Regions from separate parts of the Homo sapiens genome. Here region 1 is linked to region 2. Evidence: read pairs that join two places in POLR2A ChIA-PET (ENCODE). Cell type or tissue: PC-9. All regions are shown on one strand. Links, peaks and the distances in the headings refer to the core of each region. The heading gives the core; the rest is flanking DNA.

Region 1 (5,480 bases), core at 826-4,825, 1.4 Mb after region 2:
TTATCCCTTTGTAGAGCCCATGTCCTACATGGGAGGGAGAACCAGATGTTTCAGTAGTTATGTTATCTGCACCATTGGGCTCCTACTAATTAATTTTATTTTCTAACAGTATACCTCAAGGAGGTCACATTATTAAACGTTGATTGAATGAAGTACCAAGGCCAGAAAGCTTCTACAAGCAATAAAAATTACATTCTATTCATAGAATCCCAGAAAATCAAATACTATTATTAATTATCACCAATGGGAGGCAGAAGTTCTGTGTTGGAAAAAAAGATGTTTATGCCAATTGCTATTATTTGGTTTTGAGTAAGTTAGCTAACTTACTTGAGCTGCACTCATCTGTAAAACAGAAGTAATAAGGATACTTAGTTCATGAGGTACTTTTGAGATTTAAACAATATATGTGAAAATATTAGTTATATTGAGAATCACAAAAATATAACACTATAATTATATATATTTTAAATTAAATAGTAAAATGCTAAACTAAAGAGTCTTTGGGGCACTACTACCAAGTTCCTTCCAATAAATACATTTTATTGTATATTATTTTCCTTAAGTAAACAACGTACCACAAGATAGACCTAGAGGGCTATATATAAATGAGGAAAAAATATCATAATGAAATGAAATTGTTGTACTAAGGGGTTTTGGTAATGCTCAATATGATGCACTACAAAGTGTTATCCTCTTCTGTAAGTATTTACTTTGTTCCTGGACTCACTTGCTTTTTAAAAACATTTAGTCATTTATAACCATCTGCTTAAAGGCAGAGAAGTTGCCTTTACACTCTTGCTAAGCAGAAAGACTTCTGAATTCTGGAATATCTAGGATGCTCCTAACCCTATATTAGTGAGGAATTCCTTCAAAAATTCTACCAGGATGGAGTCTGCTGCCCATTTGGGACCATTTCCTATGACAATAAGAGTTCTTAGGTGACCTCACTAAATGTCTGCCTTTCTTTTTATCAGTGATGTACCTTCACCAAATTGGAAGATGTTCCACATCCTGTCTTCCCTCTACTCTTATATGATCTTCTATCATTGGCCAATTCACAGCCAGAAGCAAATCTCATTATAAATACTTTGCACTTATTATGCAGGCTAATGTAAAACTTTCAAAAGTTGCATTGTTTCTGAGGCACAACTTGGAAATTACAGAAATTGAATTGTCTTTATACTAAAAGTATTGGTATGAATATTACGTGGTTAACTGAGATCCTGCTACCATTTAAGGTGCTACCTCCCCGGAAATATATGGCGGGGGATCTTGCATGACTGATGGCTAGGGAAAAATGGGATTTTTCTCTCACATAGCAGAGTGGCCTCCAGAACAGAATCAGAAGAGTGGCAAACAGAGAGAAACAGAAAATTGTAACCTTTGGCGCTGCTACACATCAGCATCCCTTCAAATTTATCTCTTTCTCTCTCTGGGTTTTTAAGTGTTTAAACAAGATGAGATTAAATTACTCTTTTGTCATTTTTGGATGTATTAAAGAGTAACATTTATGCATATGGTCTAAAAAATGTTGACGCTTTATTTTACCCCCTCTAGAAACTGAGACTGTATATTAGAGTTAGCAATGGGTCTTCAATACACAGATACCCCAGCTTCACCCAGGCATCCTGAATCCAAGCTTCAAAACATGAGGCCAACAAATATCTAGTTTTAAAATATTCTACAGGTGATTTTAATGTGAACGTATAAATACAAATCTGTAGAATCTGGTCTTAACTTTCCAGTAACTATGGCCTTTAAGCAAAGATTTTTATTAACCACCTTACTCCCATTACCAGTGCTCAGTAGAATGTCACTGTGCTAAGCCAAGGAGGAAAAGTGAGGGATATGGAATGAGAAAGTTATCAGTTGCCCTCATGTCCTAATACTTTATGATATGGGATACTTAGTTTGTATAGTCTGGAGCATCAGTAAAGCCGATGAGAAAACTGACTCTTCTGGCATTCTCTGTATTTCCTAAATTTGAATGTTGGCCTACCTTGCTAGATTGGGGAAGTTCTCCTGGATAATATCCTGCAGAGTGTTTTCCAACTTGATTCCATTCTTCCCGTCACTTTCAGGTACACCAATCAGACGTAGATTTGGTCTTTTCACATAGTCCCATATTTCTTGGAGGCTTTGTTCGTTTCTTTTTATTCTATTTTCTCTATACTTCTCTTCTCACTTCATTTCATTCATTTCATCTTCCATCACTGATACCCTTTCTTCCAGTTGATCGAATCGGCTACTGAGGCTTATGCATTCGTCACATAGTTCTCGTGCCTTGGTTTTCAGCTCCATCAGGTCCTTTAAGGACTTCTCTGCATTGGTTATTCTAGTTAGCCATTCGTCTACTTTTTTTTCAAGGTTTTTTAACTTCTTTGCCATGTGTTCGAACTTCCTCCTTTAGCTCGGAGTAGTTTGATCATCTGAAGCCTTCTTCTCTCAACTGGTCAAAGTCATTCTCCGTCCAGCTTTGTTCCGTTGCTGGTGAGGTGCTGCGTTCCTTTGGAGGAGGAGAGGCGCTCTGATTTTTAGAGTTTCCAGTTTTTCTGCTCTGTTTTTTCCCCATCTTTGTGGTTTTATCTACCTTTGGTCTTTGACGATGGTGACGTACAGATGGGGTTTTGGTGTGGATGTCCTTTCTGTTTGTTAGTTTTCCTTCTAACAGTCAGGACCCTCAGCTGCAGGTCTGTGGAGTTTGCTGGAGTTCCACTCCAGACCCTGTTTGCCTGGGTATCAGCAGCGGAAGCTGCAGAACAGTGTATATTGGTGAACAGCAATTGGTGAACAGGAAGGAACAGCTGCTGCCTGATCCTTCCTCTGGAAGTTTTGTCTCAGAGGAGTACCCCACCGTGTGAGGCATCAGTCTCCCCTACTGGGGGGTGCCTCCCAGTTAGGCTACTCGGGGGGTCAGGGACCCACTTGAGGAGGCAGTCTGCCGGTTCTCAGATCTCCAGCTGCGTGCTGGGAGAACCACTACTCTCTTCAAAGCTGTCAGACAGGGACATTTACGTCTGCAGAGGATTCTGCTGCCTTTTGTTTGGCTGTGCCCTGCCCCCAGAGGTGGAGTCTACAGAGGCAGGCAGGCCTCCTTGAGGTGCGGTGGGCTCCACCCAGCTGGAGCTTCCCTGCCGCTTTGTTTACCTACTCAAGCCTCCGCAATGGCGGCTGCCCCTCCCCCAGCCTCGCTGCCACCTTGCAGTTTGATCTCAGACTGCTGTGCTAGCAATGAGGGAGGCTCCGTGGGCGTAGGACCCTCCGAGCCATGCGCGGGATATAATCTTCTGGTGTGCCGTTTGCTAAGACCATTGGAAAAGCGCAGTATTAGGGTGGGAGTGACCCGATTTTTCAGGTGCCTTCTGTCACCCCTTTCTTTGACTAGGAAAGGGAATTCCCTTACCCCTTGCGCTTCCCGGGTGAGGCGAGGCCTCGCCCTGCTTCGGCTCATGCTCGGTGCGCTGCACCCACTGTCCTGCACCCACTTTCCAACACTCACCAGTGAGATGAACCCGGTACCTCAGTTGGAAATGCAGGAATCACCCGTCTTCTGCCTGGCTCACAGCTGGGAGCTGTAGACTGGAGCTGTTCCTATTCGGCCATCTTGGCTCCACCTCCAAGGTATAAATTATTCCACATGGCTGATAGTTTGTTTTCTTTATTTCTTTTTTTTTTTTTTTTTTTTTTTGAGACCGAGTCTCGCTCTGTCGCCCAGGCTGGAGTGCAGTGGCGCGATCTCCGCTCACTGCAAGCTCCGCCTCCCAGGTTCACGCCATTCTCCTGCCTCAGCCTCCCGAGTAGCTGGGACTACAGGCGCCTGCCACTATGCCCGGCTTGTTTTTTTGTATTTTTAGTAGAGACGGGGTTTCACCGCGTTAGCCAGGATGGTCTCGATCTCCTGACCTCGTGATACGCCCGCCTCGGCCTCCCAAAGTGCTGGGATTACAGGCTTGAGCCACCATGCCAGGCCTAATCTTATTATAAAATAATGAATGCACATGATAAAAATATCAAACAGTAAAAATATTATTTGTCCTACCCACAAACTGTCCTCCCACTTACATAGTTAACTAGGAAGTTGTTTCTATAGTAATCTTACAGTATGTATATATATATATATATATATATATATATATATATATATATCCTACACATATACATATTTAATGCATCTGCACCATTTTGTTTAATTAAAATGGAAATGCTATTCTTTACCTTTCTTTTTTCTTTATAAAGTAATCTATTTTGGTGGTCTCATAAAATAAGCACAATATAGACATCTTTTAAAATGCTCATATGGCATGTTAATGTAAGCATTTGGTCTATGTATTAAAGCATTTTCACATTGGTTGATACTGATGTGAAGGTCTAGTTAAGAACTACTTCACACACCTAGGTTTTAATTTTCTAGAACTGTGCACTGTGGTAGATGACAGGCTGCTTATGGGATTTTGCTCTTACAGAAAATATTGCAATAGTTTCTTTTTATACTTGTGTTAGCATTTTATCAAATATATTCCTGGAGGAGATATTTTTGAGTTAAAGAGTATTTCTGTTATTTATTTTTGCCATTTTGTTATATTATTTTACCCTTGGTCCAATTAAGAGTATCGGTTGAAATTCCCATCAGAAGTGTAAGAGTGTTTGCTAATTTCCTCATACCCTTATCATCAGTGGTTTCTTATTATCCCTTCAATGTTTTGTGTATGGATTTAGATATTTCTCTATTTAATTATAAACATCAACAGTCCCAAATTGAGCAGTGCAATGTGACCCCAAAATTCTCATCTAGTCACTCATTCACCCATTTGCTTACACAACAAGAGTATCCTATGGGACCTGCACAGCCATTACAAAGGCATCAGTTCCATTAAATTTGCTTTCTTCTCCATGTGTCATGTATGTATAGTGAGAAATGCATATATTTTGGCTATTTGCCCGCAGGAAAAAATAACACATACTATCCACTCTAATTGAAAATATGTTCATTTCAAAACTCATAAAATCTGCAGCTTGGTTGGGAAGATTCTTAATTCATTGGGGATTCTAAATTTACAATTTAATTAGACTCAGGATATACTTCTGAGAGACGGAATTTTGAAATGTAAGAAAGCAGATATGAAGATGTAATTCTTTATTACATGAATAGCTTCATACATAGATATTTGAACAGCTTCCTGTATAATCTATGGCTCTATCTACATATGAAATATGATATTAAAAAATTAGAAAGTGATGGAGAATATAAGAACACTACAGCTTGAAAGAAATTAGACTTTCCCCTAACAGCCCCCACCCCAAGATTTATTTACTTTTTATAATATCCTTCCTTATGACTATTGAATGGCAAAAGGCTGACACGAAATATATCCTACAGACAATCTCTTCCATGAAGAGTCAGTAGTTCTCAATCTGAAGCACAATTTACTATCGCACTACTGGCCTTGTTTAAAGCTTAAGGATATGGTAGTAATAAATAT
Region 2 (5,480 bases), core at 843-4,842:
CTTGTTGTCAGTATAAACAAGGGCATAGCCCAAAAGCACTGAGGACACTGACAATCAGTAGCCTTCCTATCAAAAATCCTTAACCCAGTAACCCACGGATGGCCCAAATGCATTTAATCTGTAGAGGCAACTGCTTTGCTAGCAGAAGAAAGTAGAAAAATAACTTTTAGAGGAAACCTCATTGTGAGCACACCTCAGAACTATCCTAAGTAAAAAAAGCAGAAAGGTAGCTTACTAACTCAAAAATCTTAAAGTATGGGGCTATTCCGTTAGAAAAAGATGACTTAACATTAACCACTGAAAATTTCCTTAACCTGGCAGATTTCCTAACAGGGGATTTAAATCTTAACTACCATACAAAAGTCCGACCAGACCTAGGAGAAACTCCCTTCAGGACAGGATGATAGATGGTTCCTCCTGGGTGATTGAAAAAAAAAACAAAAAACCACAATGGGTATTCAGTAACTGATAGGGAAACTCTTATAGAAGCAGTTAGGAAAATTGCCTAATAATTGGTCTGTTCAAAGGTACAAGCTGTTTGCACTCAGCCAAGCCTTAAAATACTTACAGAATCAAGAAACTCTATCTCAATCCTGACTCAAAAGGTTACCTACACCCCCTCTGAAACAAATTTGCATAAGAATTGTTGTTTATGGGAATGCATCTTGATGGGGCAGCTGGGTTGTTATGAAATACTCAGGAACCCAGCCCAGCTCTAGAACTCACCCCTGAGCACAAAGGCAATGTTAGGCATGGTGGTAAAGGACCACTAGAATCCAGCAGCCCAGACCCCTTTCTTTGTGGTCAAGAAAGGCGGGAAAACAGGTGTAGGACTGCTACATCGGTGAGCGTAACTAATCCGATAAGCAGAGGTCCATGGGTGGTTATGCACCCTGGAAAGGAATAAGCATTAGGACCATCAAGGATGCTCTATGACTAATGCTCATTGGAAAATGACTAGGGCTGCTGGCATCCATATGTTCTTTTTTCAGATGGGAAACGTTCCCCGCAAGGAAAAACTCCACTAAGATGTATTCTGGAGAATTTGGCCCAGTCAGAGTGTATGTACCTTTTACCCTGTCAGACTTGAAGCAAACTAAAATAGACCTAGGTAAATTCTCAGATAACTCTGATGACTATATTGGTGTTTTACAAGGGTTAGGACAATCCTTTGATCTGACATGGAGAGATACAATGTTACTGCTAGATCAGACACTAACCCCAAATGAGAGAAGTGCCACCATAACTGTAGCCCAAGAGTTTGGCGATCTCTGGTATCTCAGTCAGGTCAATAATAGGATGACAACAGAAGAAGGAGAGCAATTCCTCACAAGCCAGCAGGCAGTTCCTAGTGTAGACTCTCACTGCGACACAGAATCAGAACATGGATATTGGTGCCACAGACATTTGCTAACTTGCGTGCTAGAAGGACTAAGGAAAACTAGGAAGAAGCCTATAAATTATTCAATGATGTCCACTGTAACACAGGGAAAGGAAGAAAATCCTACTGCTTTTCTGGAGAGACTAAGGGAGGCATTGAGGAAGCGTATCTCTCTGTCACCTGACTCTACTGAAGGTCAACTAATCTTAAAGGATAAGTTTATCACTCAGTCAGTTGCAGACATTAGAAAAAACTTCAAAAGTCCACCTTAGGCCCGCAGCAAAACTTAGAAACCCTATTGAACTTGGCAACCTTGGTTTTATATAATAGAGATCAGGAGGAGCAGGCAGAACGGGACAAATGGGATAAAAGAAAAAAGGCCACCGCTTTAGTCATGGCCCTCAGGCAAGTGGACTTTGGAGGCTCTGGAAAAGGGAAAGGCTGGGCAAATCAAACGCTTAATAGGGCTTGCTTCCAGTGCGGTCTACAAGGACACTTTAAAAAAGATTGTCTGAATAGAAATAAGCCGCCCCCTCGTCCATGCCCCTTATGTTAAGGGAATCACTGGAAGGCCCACTGCCCCAGGGGACGAAGGTCCTCTGAGTCAGAAGCCACTAACTAGATGATCCAGCAGCAGGACTGAGGGTGCCCGGGGCAAGCGCCAGCCCATGCCATCACCCTCACAGAGCCCCGGGTATGCTTGACCATTGAGGGCCAAGACGCTAACTGTCTCCTGGACACTGGCGCAGCCTTCTCAGTCTTACTCTCTTGTTCCAGACAACTGTCCTCCAGATCTGTCACTATCCGAGGGGTCCTAGGACAGGCAGTCATTAGATACTTCTCCCAGCCACTACTTGTGACTGGGGAACTTTACTCTTTTCTTATGCCTTTCTAATTATGCCTGAAAGCCCCACTCCTTTGTTAGGGAGAGACATCCTAGCAAAACCAGGGGCCATTATACACTAGAATTAGGAGAAGGAAAAAGGGTAAATATATATACAGACTCTAAGTATGCTTACCTAGTCCTCCATGCCCACGCAGCAATATGGAGAGAAAGGGAATTCCTAACTTCTGAGGGAACTCCTATCAAACATCAGGAAGCCATTAAGAGATTGTTATTGGCTGTACAGAAACCTGAAGAGATGGGGTCATCAGAAAGGAAAACAAAGGGAAATAGAAGGGAACCGGCAAGTGGATATTGAAGCCAAAAGAGCCACAAGGCGGGACCCTCTGTTAGAAAAGCTTATAGAAAGACCCCTAGTATGGGGTAATCCCCTCCAGGAAACCAAGCCCCAGTACTCAGCCGAAGAAATAGAATGGGGACCCTCACAAGGACATAGTTTCCTCCCCTCAGGATGGCTAGCCACCAAAGAAGGAAAAATACTTTTGCCTGCAGCTAACCAGTGGAAATTACTTAAAATCCTTCACCAAACCTTTTACTCAGACATTGATAGCACCCATCAGATGGTCAAATCATTTACTGGGCCAAGCCTTTGCAAAACTATCAAGGGCCTGTGAAGTGTGCCAAAGAAATAATCCCCTACACTTCAGGCCATACATTTCAATCCCTGTATCTTTAACCTCCTTGTTAAGTTTGTCTCTTCCAGAATCAAACTGTAAAACTACAAATCGTTCTTCAAATGGAGCCCCAGATGCAGCCCATGACTAAGATCTACCGTGGACTGCTGGACTGGCCTGCTAGCCCATGCTCCAATGTTCATGACATCGAAGGCACCTCTCCAGAGGAAATCTCAACTGCATGACCCCTATTACACCCCAATTCAGCAGGAAGCAGTTAGAGCGGTCGTCAGGCAACCTCCCCAACAGTACTTGGGTTTTCCTGTTGAGAAGGGGAACTGAGAGACAGGACTAGCTGGATTTCCTAGGTCGACTAAGAATTCCTAAGCCTAGCTGGGGAAGGTGACAGCACCTACCTTTAAACATGGGGCTTGTAACTCAGCTCACACCTGACCAATCAGGTAGTAAAGAGGGCTCACTAAAATACCAGTTAGACTAAAAGCAGGAGGTAAAGAAATAGTCAAATCATGTATCGCCTGAGAGCACAGGGGGAGGGACAATGATCGGGATATAAACCCAAGCATTTGAACTGGCGGTGGAAACCCCCTTTGGGTCTCCTCCCATTGTATGGGAGCTCTGTTTTCACTCTATGAAATCTTGCAGCTGCCAAAAAAAAAAAAAAAAAAAGCCATACTTTTGTGTTTTTTCACTATAGCATTTATCACTATATAATGTATCTTATTATCTTGTTTATATTTTGTCACACTAGAATGTAAGCTCCATAAAGCAGGAATTTTTTCCCCTGTTTTTCTCACTGCTATTTCCATAGTAGATGTTTGTGGTAAATACTAAAAAAATATGAATACATAATTGAAAAGCTTAATTCTTAATTAAGATTGAAATCCTGCATGGTAAATTTTTATCAAGTTGGCTCCATCAAGGCATGAATGTCTGTGAACCAAATGTGAGCTCTCTGCTACTGATGTCTGCCTTCCTCCCTTGTGTTCTGTGTTAACCTCTGATGCAGGTTGTAGGAAGCTGGTAATACCTCCACGTTCTCCAAGTTTTCTTACACTTTCTCCATATGGCTGAGGTCTTCAGATTGCTCTCCATTCTAGACCCAATTTAAGTTTTTATTCCAATGGCCATTCTTGCCCTTCAGCTTTTCTGAAATGAAAAACACTTTGCCTTGAGATAGAAGTCCCAGATGCTGAATGCACACCTGCAGTTCCCATTATTGCTTATGTAGATTCTTCACTGCTCAGACTCCTTAATAGGAACTTGCACCTCTTTCACTTGGTATCTCAATGTGCTGTATGACTGTTGCTTCACTGCAGATCCATTAAGCTCTCAGGCCAAAATGAAGCACTAGGCTCATTTAACTGATGAAGCCCTTGTTCCTCTCATTTCTATCTCATATTCTTCTGCAATGATTCTAAGGTATTTCAGACAGGGACAAACAGGGAGGGAACATGAGGTTGCTGATACCTGGAAGATGAGACTCCTAAGAACAAGCATTGCCTACCAGCTGATTTTTTTGCACAGAAGGCCTCCACTTACATGATTAGGAAATAAAATACATACAAAAATACCCAAAGAACTTTTTTCTGCCTTATGTTGGAGAAAGAAGTGACCTAATTATTGTTTTCAACTACATGACGGACTGTGTCCATCTGTTTTTCTCCTCCACCAGGAATAGAACTAGAGGAAACAGGCTTAATCTGTAGCCTGAGCTTTGTAGTTTAAACATAAAGGAGAATTTCCTGACAGTGAGTAGTGGATTATAGAATTTGTTTCTTATAAGATTTAGATTTCCATCTGGCTGGGGTATGTTTGATGCAGTTGTCTCCAAAATTGGTGGAGGTGGGTGTATATGTAGGTTAAATGACTCCTCAAAGATTCTTATTCTTAAGCATTTATGATTAACTTTTTGAAAAAAGTCTTACAAATGACTTCATGCTGTCCTAATATTTTTAATGTAGGATAATGTGAATTTTAATTTATTGGAGGAGTGTATTTAAAAATAACTTCAAAAATGAATGTTCAGACACTTTTAGAGTGTAGAAGGGCATATCTTTGAATTTTGAAAAGATTGAACATGGTTTACTAAATGTATTTCTGGGCTTGCCCTAGTTGAAGCTGCTGTTTAGTTATGTTTTGTATTTCTAAAATTAAGCGAATTTGGAAAGAATTTTTTTCATGTGAAAGCTTTGATTTTGGGCAATATTGATAGTTGCAAACTTAATGCCCATCATCTTTGCCCAAAAGTTTAAAGAAAAGCTTTCTGATAATTATAGTTACTCAACAAGTCAAATGATAGATAATGGTAATAGAAATAAAAGCAATCCACTGACTGAATTATACAATATGATTCTTTGAAAAGTGATATAGTTAGAGAATAACTGAAGTAGAAATACAATAAAATAGATAAGAAGAAAGATAGATTCAAAGTGACCTCTGGGTTAGTTTAGAAATCTGTATAAATATCGAAGTATTGAAATTCTGCTAAACTCACACTTGGGACTTGCATGAAACTATTCATTCAAAAACAAGTGCAAAATGTTAAAAATGTGAACCTCTT

What was found. Peaks named below come from ENCODE experiments on the same cell type or tissue, not always from the same donor. Only the 100,000 strongest peaks of a DNase experiment are listed, where the experiment ranks them.
Region 1: POLR2A ChIA-PET joins it to region 2 with 9 read pairs; 3 of 35 experiments call an interaction of 5 or more read pairs at or near these places.

The regions. Positions count from the first base shown.
Region 1 is chr2:193,902,013-193,907,492 of GRCh38, reverse strand. No RefSeq gene overlaps it. Among named protein-coding and RNA genes, the nearest start is that of LINC01821, 440 kb to the left of the region's middle. In PC-9, for the core only: no CTCF peak of the experiment used is centred there; no DNase peak of the experiment used is centred there; H3K4me3 peaks cover 1,402 bases; H3K27ac peaks cover 473 bases.
Region 2 is chr2:195,332,763-195,338,242 of GRCh38, reverse strand. All of the region lies in intron 1 of LOC105376755 (a long non-coding RNA gene), which reads left to right. Among named protein-coding and RNA genes, the nearest start is that of LINC01825, 200 kb to the left of the region's middle. In PC-9, for the core only: no CTCF peak of the experiment used is centred there; no DNase peak of the experiment used is centred there.